Regions from separate parts of the Homo sapiens genome. Here region 1 is linked to region 2. Evidence: read pairs that join two places in POLR2A ChIA-PET (ENCODE). Cell type or tissue: B cell. All regions are shown on one strand. Each heading gives the region's core, and the rest is flanking DNA. Links, peaks and the distances in the headings are about the cores only.

What was found. ChIA-PET counts read pairs that join two places held together with the same protein. Peaks named below come from ENCODE experiments on the same cell type or tissue, not always from the same donor. Only the 100,000 strongest peaks of a DNase experiment are listed, where the experiment ranks them.
Region 1: POLR2A ChIA-PET joins it to region 2 with 9 read pairs; 8 of 35 experiments call an interaction of 5 or more read pairs at or near these places.

What each region holds. Positions count from the first base shown.
Region 1 is chr19:3,126,028-3,136,035 of GRCh38, reverse strand. It overlaps GNA15 (G protein subunit alpha 15), which reads right to left and starts at 3. Exons shown (of 7, transcript NM_002068.4): 1 at 1-3. It overlaps LOC124904615 (a long non-coding RNA gene), which reads left to right and starts at 9,405. Exons shown (of 3, transcript XR_007067092.1): 1 at 9,405-10,008. It also overlaps the pseudogene RPL35P10. In B cell, for the core only: no CTCF peak of the experiment used is centred there; a DNase peak (open chromatin) is centred at 6,725.
Region 2 is chr19:3,196,713-3,200,712 of GRCh38, reverse strand. It overlaps NCLN (nicalin), which reads right to left. Exons shown (of 15, transcript NM_020170.4): 5 at 1,816-1,896. Among named protein-coding and RNA genes, the nearest start is that of NCLN, 13 kb to the right of the region's middle. In B cell, for the core only: no CTCF peak of the experiment used is centred there; no DNase peak of the experiment used is centred there.

The DNA.
Region 1 (10,008 bases), core at 5,202-9,201, 70 kb after region 2:
TCTGGAGAAGGGGCGGATTCTCCTCAGGCTTCACCCGGAGCTGTCCCCCTCCTCGGAGCCAATCAGGAACCGTCAGACCCGTGCTACTGCTGATACATTATATATATATCATATATATATGTGTGTGTATATATATATATGTGTATATATATATATATATATATATATATATATATATATATATATATATATTTTTTTTTTTTTTTTTGAGACAGAGTTTCACTCTTATTGCCCAGGCTGGAGTGCAGTGGCAGGATCTTGACTCTGCAACATCTGCCTCCCAGGTTCAAGCAATTCTCCTGCCTCAGCCTCTCGAGTAGCTGGGATTACAGGCATCCACCACCACGCCGGGCTAACTTTGGATTTTTAGTAGAGAAAGGGTTCCACCACGTTGGCCAGGCTGGTCTCAAACTCCTGACCTCAGGTGATCCACCCGCCTCGGCCTCCCAAAGTGCTGGGATTGCAGGCATAAACCACCACGCTCGGCCCTTCTGATATATTTTTAAGAAACAGCTCAGGCCAGGTGTCATGGACTGTTTCCAGCGACTCTGCCCTGACCTCAGGTGATCCACCCTGCAGAGGTGGGCAGCTTGCCTGAGGTCAGGAGTTCGAAACCAGCCTGGCCAACATGGCGAAACCCTGTCTCTACTAAAGATACAAAAATTAGCCGGGTTTTGGCTCACATTAGCTGGTTTTACACTCACATCACCCTGTATAGTTACTACTGTCATCCCTGTTTGACTGATGAGGAGGTTGAGGCATAGAGCAGGGGAGTGACCGGTGGGGCTGGCACAAGGCAGAGCCGGGAGCCTATCCCTCACCTGCGGGGCCCCAGAGTCTAGACGCCTACCAGGCAGATTCCAGGCAGGGCCATCCCTTCATTGTGCGTGCATTCATGGAGCGCCAACTGTGTGCCAGGCACGGTAGCCAAGAGACACAGATCCCAGACCTCCTTACCTAAGGTTCTAGTTAAAGAACAGATAATAAAATAAATTTTAGGCTGGGCCTGGTGGCTCACGCATGTAATCCCTATACTTTGGGAGGCCAAGGCGGGCAGATCACAAAGTCAAGAAATCGAGACCAGCCTGGCCAACACGGCGAAACCCCGTCTCTACTAAAAATACAAAAATTAGCCGGGCGTGGTGGTGCACGCCTGTAGTCCCACCTACTTGGGAGGCTGAGGCAAGAGAATCGCTTGAACCCGGGAGGCAGAGGTGGCAGTGAGCTGAGATCGTGCCACTGCACTCCAGCCTGGCGACGAAGTGAGACTCCATCTCAAAAAAAATAAAAAATAAAAGAATAAAAAATTTGGCCAGGTGAGTGCGGGAGCTCACATCTGTAATCAAAGTACTTTGGGAGGCCGAGGCAGGAGGATCACTTGAAGTCAGGAGTTTGAGACCAGCCTGGCCAACATGGAGAAACTCCATCTCTACTAATACAAAAATTAGTTGGGCATGTTGGCACGCACCAGTAGTCCCAGCTACTTGGGAGGCTGAGGCAAGGGAATCACTTGAACCCCGAAGATGGAGGCTGCAGTGAGCCGAGATCATAACACTGCTCTCCAGCCTGGGCAACATAGTGAAACCCTGTCTCCAGAAACAAACAAAACAAAACTCTCCCTCTCTCTCTATGTATATATATACACACACACACATACATATATATACACATACATATATATACACAATATATAGACACACATACATATATGTATATACACATACATATATACACATACATATATATACACAATATATAGACACACATACATATATACACATACATATATACACACATAAAAGTATACATTTTAATATACATATATGTATATTATACATAAAAATATATATGTGTGTATATATATACACACACGTGTAAAATATATATATTTTTTAATACACCTGAGCCCGTTGGATGGTGAAAAATTCTGCCAGAAAAATTAAGCAGAGATGTTGTTGGGGAAGGTTCAAGGTCATTGCTCTAAATGGATCAACAAAGGTCGCACAGACAAGTGATATTCAGGATCAGAAGTCAGACAGGCAGATCGGGTGTAAGAGGGACTTTGGGAGTGGACCTCACTGGTCAAGGAGATCTTCCCAATGAGTGCCATGAGGCCGCCCTGACCTGATCCCTCTGGGACTTCAGGGCCCTAGGGGTGGGCTGGTGGCTGGCAGCTTGGTAGAAACGTTGCTGCTTCCTAGGTACTCAGAGCCAGAGTGTTTGGGTGAAGATTCCCCACCCCCATTGACAGGCTGTAGAAAATTCTAGAAAGTTCTGGATCAAAACTCTCCTCCCCAAGAGATACACGTAATTCTTGTACTTCGGGGGCCTCTGGTCCCTTTACAGATAGGGCAAGGCACAGAGAGGGCGAATTACGTGCCCAGGGCCACACAGCCATTGGCAGCCACCGTCCCCACCTCCTCCCAGACACCAGGGCTCGGTGACAGCCGTTGACGCAGCTTCACCAGCTCAGCACAAACGTGTGGTTTTCTCCACTGTTGATTCATAACGAATGACAGATGGGAAGTACGATAGGGGCCCCCATCTGGTCACTGGGGCTGGCAGGTGCCATCTGCCCACCCAGCCACCCACCTTCCCGCCCCCAACCGGATAGCAGCAACGAGGGGCAGTCCCACCCAGGACAGGCAAAGAAACGCAGAAATAGGTCATGGCCGTGCAGATCTTCCAGGATGGTTGAAACAGAAATGACCAGCAAAACTGGGAGACGAGGCTGAGCCACAGGCCCCACAGGGTGAGCCCAGGGGGCCACTCTCCTAGCATCTCCCTGCGGCATTTTTGGACAGGATACCAGCACCCGCCATCTTCACAGCCTGGACCAGGGTGGCAGACCCTCTGTGGCTCCCGCTGGCTTCAGAATTAATGAGCCGGCTCCCTGGATCCAGGGCCCAGGCTCTGCCCACTTCTCCAGCTGCTGAACAAACCTCCCTTGCGGTTCCCTAAACGGGCTGAGCTACTTCCTTGCCACATGCTGAGCATTTGTCGTGTATTATTAGCTCAGCTGGGAACACCAGGGTGAGCTTGTGTGTGTAGAAAATATTTCTTTCAGAAAACACATAAAACCTGAATGTATTACCTAATAAATTGTTGTGAAGCCGGTATCCACAGAATCCACTGAGGCCAAGACTAAGGACATTTTCAGGCCGGGCGCGGTGTCTCACGCCTGTCATCCCAGCACTTTGGGAGGCCAAGGTGGGCAGATCACCTGAGGTCAGGAGTTCAAGACCAGCCTGGACAACATGGTGAAACCCCGTCTCTACTAAAAATAGAAAAGTTAGCCAGGTGTGATGGTGCACACCTGTAATCCCAGCTACTCGGGAGGCCGGGGGAGGAGTATTGCTTGAGCCTGGGAGGTGGAGGTTGCAGTGAGCTGAGATCGTGCCACTGCACTCCAGCCTGGGTGACAAGCAAGACTCTGTCTCAAAAAAAAAAAAAAAAAGACCTTAGCCCCACAAAGACCCCTAGTGTTTTCCTCATAGTAATCTCTACCTTCCCAGCAGTAACTATCATTCTGACTTCTGTGGTATTAATATTTATTTCCGGGTTTGGGGGGTATTTTTTGCTAATAAGATCTATTTCAGCTGGGCATGTTGGCTCATGCCTATAATCTCAGCACTTTGGGAGGCTGAAGTGGGAGGATTGCTTGACCCCAGGAGTTCAAGACCAGCCTGGGCAACATAGTGAGACTCTATCTCTTTTTTTCTTTTTTCTTTCTTTCTTTCTTTTTTTTTTTTTTTTTTTTTTTTGAGACGGTGTTTTGTTATTGTTGCCCAGGCTGGAGTGCAATGGCTCGGTCTCAGCTCACTGCAACCTCCACCTTCCCAGTGAGACCCCATTTCTAAAAAATAAAATAAAATAAATTAGCCGGGGGTGGTGGCTCATGCCTGTGGTCCCAGGTACTCCAGAGGCTAAGGTGGGAGGATTGCTTAGGCCAGAGAGGTTGAGGCTGCAGTGAGCTATGATTGACCCACTGCACTCCAGCCTGGGTTGACAGAGCAAGGGTCTGTCCCCCCCAAAAAAAGATCTTGTTTTTAATTGTCTAAATTTATGTAGCATTGTATTTACTTTCTTTGGTGTATGGTTCTATGAGTTTATTTATTTATTTATTTATTTATTTATTTATTGAGACGGAGTCTGTCTCTGTCACCCAGGCTGGAGTGCAGTGGCACGATCTCGGCTCACTGCAAGCTGAGCCTCCCGGGTTCACGCCATTCTGCTGCCTCAGCCTCCCGAATAGCTGGGACTACAGGTGCCCACCACCACGCCGGGCTAATTTTTTTTGTATTTTAGTAGAGACGGGGTTTCACCATGTTGTCCAGACTGGTCTCGATCTCCTGACGTCGTGATCCGCCCGCCTCGGCCTCCCAAAGTGCTGGGATTACAGGCGTGAGCCACCGCGCCCGGCCTGGTTTCTATGAGTTTTAACAGCTGTAGAGATTCGTGTAAATTACTGCTATAAACAGGATACAGAATGTAGTTCCATCACCGGAACAACTCCCTCCTGACCGTGGATTGGCTCTTTGTGGCTGTGTTTTTTGTTTGTTTGTTTGTTTTGGTGTTTTTTTTTTTGTTTTTTTTTTTCTCAGCCAGCTGTGCTTTATTGACAACGCGCCACTCGGGCCTTGACCGCGCACTTCCGCACTGGGGACAGCTGCTCGCTCTGCTGCTGCTTCTTGATCGTCAGGTTCTCCTCGTGCTTGCTGAGCGGGCGGCGCACGGCGCGTGTCTTCTTAGGCCGCAGGTGCAGGTGCTTGTACTTCTTGCCCTTGTAGAATTTCCCGAGGTTTTCTTTCTGAGTCTGGTTAATAACCGTGAGAACACGGGCAATGGATTTGCGGACGACTCGGATCTTTTTTTTTTTTTTTTTTTTTTTTTTTTTTTGAGACAGAGTCTCCCTCTGTCGCCCAGGCAGAAGCGCAATGGCGAGATCTCGGCTCTCTGCAAGCTCCGCCTCCCGGGTTCACCCCATCCTCCTGCCTCAGCCTCCCGAGTGAGTAGCTGGGATTACAGCCGCCCGCCACCACGCCCGGCTAATTTTTTTGTATTTTTAGTAGAGACGGGGTTTCGCTGTGTTAGCCAGGATGGTATCGATCTCCTGACCTCGTGATCCGCCCGCCTCGGCCTCCCTAGAGTGCTGGGATTACAGGCGTGAGCCACCGCGCCCGGATCTTAGGGAGCTTGGAGGCCGCGCCGCCCGTCACTTTGGCGACGCGCAGCTGGGACAGCTCCACCTTTAGGTCGTCCAGCTGTTTCAGCAGCTCCTCCTCCTTCTTCCCGAGAAGGTCTTGGGCCTTGATCCTGGCCGTTGCTGCACAGGCCGCCGCCCCCGCTCGCTCCGAGGGAAATAGCTGTTGCTATGTTTTTTATTTTATTTTTTGAGACAAGGCCCTTCTCTCTCGCCTAGGCTGGAGTGCAGTGGTGCAATCATGGCTTACTGCAGCCTTGACCTCCTGGGTTCAAGCGATCTTCCCACCTTAGCCTTCCGAGTACTGCGCACCACCACCATCTAATGTTTTTTTTTTTTTTTTTTTTTGAGACAGAGTCTCACTCTGTCGCCCAGGTTAGAGTGCAGTGGCACGATCTCAGCTCACTGCAAGCTCTACCTCCCAGGTTCAAGCAATTCTTCTGCCTCAGCCTCCCGAGTAGCTGGGATTACAGGTGCGAGCCGCCGTGCCCGCCTAATTTTTGTATTTTTAGTAGAGACAAAGTTTCCGCCCTGTTGGCCAGGCTGGTCTTGAACTCCTGGCCTCAAGTGATCCACCTATCTCAGCCTCCCAAAATGCTGGGATTACAGGCGGATGCCACCGCGCCCGGCCCTAATTTTTTTATTTTTGTAGAGATGGGTTTCTCTGTGTTGCCTAGGCTGCTCAGGAGCTCCTGGCCTCCCAGCTCAGCCTCTCAAAACGTTGGGATTACAGGCGTGAGCCACCGCACCTGGTCCAGAAAGTAGCTTTTGAGACTGGCTTCTTTCAGTTAGCATTTGCGATTCCTCTGTGTTGCCGAGTGTATCAGAAGTTCGTTGCTTTGGATGGTCCAGTGGTATTTCCCTGTGTGGATGCATTCCCCTTTATCCAACCGTGAGGGGCATTTGGTTGCTTCCAGTTTGAGGTGATCATGAACAGAGCTGCTATATACATTTGTGTACATATTTTTTTCTTTTTTTTCTTTTCTTTTCTTTTTTTTTTTTTTTGAGACAGCGTTTTGCTCTTGTTGCCCAGGCTAGAGTGTAATGGCGTGATCTTGGCTCATTGCAACCTCCCCCTTCCATGTTCAAGTGATTCTCCTGCCTCAGCCTCCCGAGTAGCTGGAATTACAGGCATGTGCCACCACGCCCAGCTAATTTTTGTAGTTTTAGTAGAGACGGGGGTTTCACCATGTTGGCCAGGCTGGTCTTGAACTCTTGACCTCAGGTGATCCACCCACCTCAGCCTCCCAAAGTGCTGGGATTACAGGCATGAGACACCACACCTGGCCAATAGTATTTTTGTTGTTGTTGTTTAGCTGTGGTTTGTTACAGATGCCCTTTATCAGGTTGAGGAAGTTCCTTTCTACTCCTAATTTGCTTAGAATTTTTATCATGAATGAAAGTTGAATTGTATCAAATGTATTTTCTTTATCTATTGATATGATCATGTAGTTTTTCTTTCGTCTGTTAATATGGCAAGTTATATTGACTGATTTTCCAATGTTGAGCTTGTCTTGTATTCCTGGGATAAATGCCACCTGGTGGTGAGGTGGTTTTCTTTCTGTATATCACTGGATTTCATTATTTCACTTGCTAATATTTTGTTAAGGATTTTAGTATCTATGTTTTTGAGTATACTGATCTGTAATTTCCCTGTACTGTCTTTAATTTTGGTATCAGGATAATACTGGCCTCTTAAAATGAGTTGGGAAGTATTCCATCCTCTTCTATTTTCTGAAACAGATTGTGAAGAATTTGATGTTATTTTTTCTTTAAATGTTTGATAGGATTCACCACTAAAACCATCTGGGCCTAAAGTTTTATTTTATTTTTCATTTTTTATTGTTGTTGTTGTTTGAGACAGAGTCTCGCTCTGTCACCCAGGCTGGAGTGCAGTGGCATGATCTTGGCTCACTGCAAGCTCTGCCTCCCGGGTTCACGCCATTCTCCTATATCAACCTCCCAAATAGCTGGGACTACAGGCACCCACCACCATGCCCAGCTAATTTTTTCGTATTTTTAGTAGAGACGAGGTTTCACCGCGTTAGCCGGAATGGTCTTGATCTCCTGACCTCGTGATCCACCCGCCTTAGCCTCCCAAATGTTTTATTCTTTAGAAGACTTTAACTTCAAATTCTGTTTCTTTAATACGTATAGGACTGTTCAGGTTTTCTGTTTCTTCCTGAGTGAGTTTTGGTAGCTTGTGTCTCTCGAGAAATTGGTCCATTTCCTTTAAGTTGTCAAATTTATGTGCATACACTTATTTGTAGTATTCCCTTATTATCCTTTAAATTTCTTTAGGGTGAGTAATGATATCCCCTCCTTTGTGCCTGTTGCTGGTAATTTCTTTTTCTCTCTGGAGGGTGAATCTAGACTAAAGGTTTATCAATTTCATTAATTTTTTTCAAAGAACCAGCTTATGGCTTTATTGATTTTTCTATACTGTTTTTCTATTTTTTATTCCATTGATTTCTATTCTATTATTTTCTCTTTAGTTTGTGTTTAGTTTGCTCTTCTCTTTCTAATTTCTTGGGAGTAGAAGCTTAAAATATTAGACCTTTCAGGCCAGGCGCAGTGGCTCACAGCTGTAATCCCAAAAATTTGGGAAGCTGAGGCAGGTGGATCACCTGAGGTCAGGAGTTCAAGACCAGCCTGGACAACATGGAGAAACCCTGTCACTACTAAAATACAAAAATTAGCCAGATGTGGTGGCAGGTGCCTGTAATTCCAGCTACTCAGGAGGCTGAGACAGGAGAATCACTTGAACCTGGGAGGCAGAGGTTGCAGTAAGCCGAGATTGCACCATTGCACTCCAGCCTGAGCAACAGAGCAAGACTCCATCTCAAAAAAAAAAAAAAAAAAAAAATCCTCAAAATCATGGTGAATTTTTGCCAGTTTTGAACTTTATGCACACAGAATTACATAAAATGAGTTCAGGTACATCTGGCTTCTATCATTCCACGTGATGTTTGTGTGATTAACTCATATTGTGTACATGGTTGTGGTTCATTAATCCTGATTGTCATAGACTATTCCTCTGGATAAATAAACTACAATCTATTCATCCATTCTACTGTTGATGGGCATTTGGTTAAATTTTAGTTTGGGGCTGTAATGAATAGGGCAGCTATGGGCATTTGGTACATGTCTTTTGTGATTATATGTGTGGCTTTCTGTAGGTAAATACCCAATGGTAGAATTGCTGGGTTATAAAGTATTTCCTAGATATTAACTATCTTTTGCCAAAGTGCATGCACCAATTTACACTTCCAATAACTCTAAGATTTTGCTTTTTTTTTTTTTTTTTGACACAGAGTCTCACCCTGTTGCCCAGGCTGGAGTGCAGTGGTGCGATCTTGGCTCACTGCAAGCTCTGCCTCCCCGGTCCATGCCATTCTCCTGCCTCAGCCTCCCAAGTAGCTGGGACTACAGGCACCCGCCACCACACCCGGCTAATTTTTTGTATTTTTAGCAGAGACCGGGTTTCATAGTGTTAGTCAGGATGGTCTCAATCTCCTGACCTCGTGATCCGCCCGCCTCGGCTTCCCAAAGTGCTGGGATTACAGGCGTGAGCCACCACTCCCAGCCACCTTTTTTTTTAGAGAAAGTTTCACTCTGTCACCCAGGCTGGAGTGCAATGACACGATCTTGGCTCACTGAAACCTCTGCCTCCCGGGTTCAAGCGATTCTCCTGCCTCAACCTCCTGAGTAGCTGGGACTACAGGCGCCCGCCACCACACCCAGCTAATTTTTGTATTTTTGGTAGAGACGGAGTTTCACCTTGTTGACCAGGCTGGTCTCGAACTCCTGACCTCAAGTGATCCACCCACCTCAGCCTCCCAAAATGCTGGGATTAGAGGCGTGAGCCACCACGCCCGACTAATTTTTGTATTTTTAGTAGAGATGGGTATGAGCCACTGCACCTGGCCTATTTGTTTATTTATTTATCTTGAGGAGTCTCACTTCTTCGCCCAGGCTAGAGTGCAGTGGCATCATCTCGGCTCACTGCTACCTTTGCCTCCCAGGTTCAAACGATCATTGTGCCTCAGCCTCCCAAGTAGCTGGGACTACAGGCATGCGCCACCACACCCGGCTAATTTTTTGAATTTTAAGTAGAGACGAGGTTTCGCTATGTAGGCCAGGCTGGTCTTGAACTCCAGACCTCAAACGATCCGCCCGCCTCGGCCTCCCAAAGTGCTGGAATAACAGGCATGAGCCACTGCACCCGGCCTCCTCGGAATTTTTAAACAGGGACCCTGTGTTTTCATTTTGCTCCGGGTCCTATGGATTCTGCGGGGGGTGCTGGAGCTGCCTGCCCAGCTGAACAGGCTAGGGCTGTTGTCAGGACCTAGGAAGGACTGGCCAGCCGTCAGGGCAAGCTGCCTCAGGCAAGACGCTCACCCTCTGTGCCTCGGTTTTCCTTTTAGGATGGGCAGGGGGCTAGGGGCAGGCAAGGAGCTGTCTGGGGCGACTCCTGCTGGCCACTGGGGGCACTATATGCACCTGCGATATCCATGCCGGGCCCAGCTCCCCCCAGCACTCAACGCCCCTTAGCTGACTCACCCACCTCTGCTTCTGCCATCTGATCCACACCTATCATTGCCACCTGCACCAGCCTTGTCCCCTGGCTCCCGCCCTCACCCGTCTGTCCTCCCAGCAGCAGCCACCAGAGGCCGCCTGTGAGCACCTGTCAGGTCCTGTCTCTGCTCTGCCTGCGTCCCTCCAGGGCTCCCACCTCCCTCTGAGGGTAAAAGACCAACCCTCCCTGCCCTCCCCCCCTCCCTCCGCTCCAACCACACGGGCCT
Region 2 (4,000 bases), core at 1-4,000:
GAATTAGAGGTGGAGACCGTACAACTTTGGATGTACTAAAACCCACTCGTACGCTCTAAAATGGTGAACTTTATGTTCTATCATTATCTCAAAAAATAAATTTGCCTGGGCTCGGTGGCTCACGCCTGTAATCCCAGCACTTTGGGAGGCCAAGATGGGCAGATTACAAGGTCTGGAGTTCAAGACCATCCTGGCCAACATGGTGAAACCCTATCTCTACTAAAAATACAAAAAATGAGCCAGGTGTGGTGGCACGCGCCTGTAGTCCCAGCTACTCCGGAGGTTGAGGCAGGAAAATCGCTTGAACCCGGGAGGCGAAGGTTGCAGTGAGCCCAGATCTCGCCACTACACTCCAGCCTGGTGACAGAGCGAGACTCCGTCTCAAAAAAAAAAAAAAAAATACATAAATAAAATAAATTTAAAACAAAAAAAGCTTCATAGGGGACAATGAGGACAGAGAAAGGCAGTGGGCGCGGTGGCTCATGCCTGTAATCCCAGCAGGTTAGGAGGCCGAGGCGGGTGGATTGCCTGAGGTCAGGAGTTCAAGAGGCATTGCTCTGAGCAGCTTGAGTTTGTGTGGGCCCAGCGGGACCAGGCATTCTCAAGGCTGGGGGCCTGGCCCTCCAAGGGGTCGGGCACTCAGCCAGGCAGCAGATCTGCCCAGACCCTCCGCACTCTGCCTGGTTCAGCTGATTTGTGTTCAAAGGAGGCAGGACTGGGTGCGGTGGCTCAGGCCTGTAATCCGAGCACTTTGGGAGGCTGAGGAGGGCAAATCATGAGGTCAGGAGATCGAGACCATCCTGGCTAACGTGGTGAAACCCCGTCTCTACTAAAAATAAAAAAAATTAGCCAGGTGTGGTGGCGGGTGCCTGTGGTCCCAGCTACTCGGGAGACTGAGGCAGGAGAATCGCTTAAACCCAGGAGGCAGAGGTTGCAGTGAGCCGAGATTGTGCCACTGCACTCCAGCCTGGGGGACAGAGCAAGACTGTCTCAATTAAAAAAAAAAAAAAAAAAAAAAAAAAAGGAGGAGGCAGGGTGCTGGTTGACACCGTGGTACATGCCCCCCCACCCCACTCCCGCTCAACCCACGCTGAGCAGAACCAAGCTTGTGCCGCAGGCCTGAGACCAGGAACCTGCAGCAGGGCCCCCGACCCTCGCTGACAGGACAGGCTCTGGGTCCAAAGCTGTTCCTGCAAACACCATGGTTTACACACGGGCCCTGCTTCCCTCCGGAGTCTGGAATCCCGGCATGGGCCAGGCAGCAGGGGCTGTAGAACCAGCTCCCATAGGAACCGGGCGCTGGGTCTCTGGAAGTCTCGCTGGTGACAGTGCTTTGGGCTGTCGTCCCAGCTCACTGCTGACAATGAGGCGTGTTCCACGTGACACACAGGGAGAGGGCCTGGAAGCCAGGACTGGCCTCCCCAACTCACCGCACGCGCCTTTCCCTTCGCGGACTCTGCTACGTGCTCCATGACCGCTCGCTGGGACAAACCACAGCCTCGAGGAGGCCTCGTGTGGAGCCACGGCACCCAGCGCTGGCCCGGGGAACCCTGACTCAGACTCCCTGGGCTCAGCCTCTGACACAGACACCGCCGTGCCCTGGAACCTGCGACCCCGGGGCAAGAGCCGGGCCTGTTTCAGCCCCACGACACCCACCCTGAGGCCCTCGCGGGGACCAGGATGACGGGCAAAGGCCGTCACAGGGAGAGCCGCTGACCCTGGCCGCCATCCCCTACAGGCGCTTTGCCTCGGCACTGGACTGGAGCCAGAATCCAAGCCCTGTGGGGTGGGGGGAATGGGGACACACATACGTACGGGGGCCACTCCAAAGGCGTCGTAGTGGGCCACGATGACGATGGTGGGAAGGTCCTCTCCGCCCAGCCCCGTCAGCCGCCCCTGTGGATAGAGAGCAGGGGAATGGCCTGGCTGTTCCTGGGGCAGGTGACCCGTGTGTGGGGCTTGGAGACCCCTCCCCTCTGGGCCACGTGGGGCCCGTCCGCTGGGTGCCAGCATCGGCCTCAGCACTGAGGACCACAGGAGGTGCCAGCCTCTGACTCTGGGAGCCCCAGGGAGCTCCTCCAGGGAGGAGGTAGAGCCGGGAACAGGGACCCACTCCTGCTCTGGCCCTCAGGTCGAAATCTTTAAAAATCGGGGAGAGCAGGAGAATAAGTTTTTTTTTTTTGTTTGTGTTTTTTTTTTTTTTTTTGAGACGGAATCTCACTCTGTCGCCCAGGCTGGAGTGCAGTGGTACGATCTCGGCTCACTGCAAGCTCCACCTCCCGGGTTCACGCCATTCTCCTGCCTCGGCCTCCAGAGTAGTTGGGACTACAGGCACCCGCCACCACATCCGGCTAATTTTTTGTACTTTTTAGTAGAGACGGGGTTTCATCATGTTAGCCAGGATGGTCTTGATCTCCTGATCTCATGATCCGCCCACCTCGGCCTCCCAAAGTGCTGGGATTACAGGTGTGAGCCACCGCGCCCGGCCAGGAGGTTAAGTTTTTATAGGAACGGGGCTGAGCCCCTCAGGAGGATAACTGTTTGTGGGAACGGGGCTGAGCCCCTCAGCCAGGCATTCGGGTTCCTTCAGGGTCTGTGTGCACCCCTCCCTGCCTCTTACCCCACCAAAGTCGGATTCTGCTCTAGCCCGGGGGCCAGCAGACTTTCATAAAGGGCCAGAGGGGATATTTTCAGCCTTGGGGACCAGATGGTGTCTGTTACAACTAAGAAACTGCCATGGACGGCTTGCACATGCATCAGCATGGCTGTGTGCCATAAAACTTTATTTACACAGCCCGGCACGGTGGCTCACGCCTGTAATCCCAGCACTTTGGGAGGCCAAGGCGGGTAGATCACCTGAGGTCAGGAGTTCCAGACCAGCCTGGCCAGCATGGTGAAACCCCGTCTCTACCAAAAATACAAAAATTAGCTGGCCGTGGTGGCGGGCACCTGTAATCCCAGCTACTTAGGAGGCTGAGGCAGGAGAATCGCTTGAACCTAGGAGGCGGAGGTTGCAGTGAGCTGAGATCGCACCATTGCACTCCAGCCTAGGCAACAGGAGCGAAACTCCATCTCAAAAAAAAAAAAAAAAGAATTACAAAAGATTAGCTGGGCGTGGTGGCACATGACAGTAATCCCAGCTACTCGGGAGGCCGAGGCAAGACAATCGCCTGAACCTGGGAGGCGGAGGTTGCAGTTAGCAGAGATCGCGCCACTGCACTCCAGCCTGGGTGACAGAGAGAGACTCTGTCTCAAAAAACAAAAACAAACAAGCAAAAACTTTATTTACAAAAGCAGGTAGAGGGCCGGCTGTGGCCTGGGGACTCCCCGTCTGGCTGTGGGAGTCTACTTGCTGTTTTTGCAACATGCTTTTCCACTTGGAGATCCTTCAACGGCTGAACTCAAAGCCCAGCTGCCAAGAGGGCTCTGCTCACAGGAGAAAGGGCACAGCCAGGGGAAAGGGAATCGACATGGCCCCATGGGATGCGGAGCCCAGCGCCTGTGCCACTGTGGAGTGACGCAGGCCAGGCTACCGGGTCTCACTGCACACTAACTGGCGCTGGGAATAGGACGCGCCTCCCGGGCCCACAGTACAATCCAACAGGAACAAACAGAACAGCCGCCATCGACAAACCCCAGGGCTCCTCCGCCAAGGCCTGTCTATGGGGAGCCGGGGCCTCCAGGACACTTTCCCCACCCCGGCCTAAGCCGCTGCTTTTCCACTCGGGCACCCCCCAACAAGGCCTGGGTCCCCAAAACAGCAAGCACGTCTTGTTCAGGGCTCCCCCGACAGTGAGGCAACCCCTCATCTGTGTGGACTCATCTGCACCCCTCACCGGCGCCGTCCCGCAGGGAAATGCTAGAGGAGTCGGTGGGTGCTTCCTCGGGTTTTAAGGCCCCTGCCAGTGCTGCAGCAGCAGCGACACAGGCTTCACCCTCTGGATCTGCCCTGATGATCCGAGAGGCTACTTCCGCACCGGCAGCTCCCCACCCTCTCTTG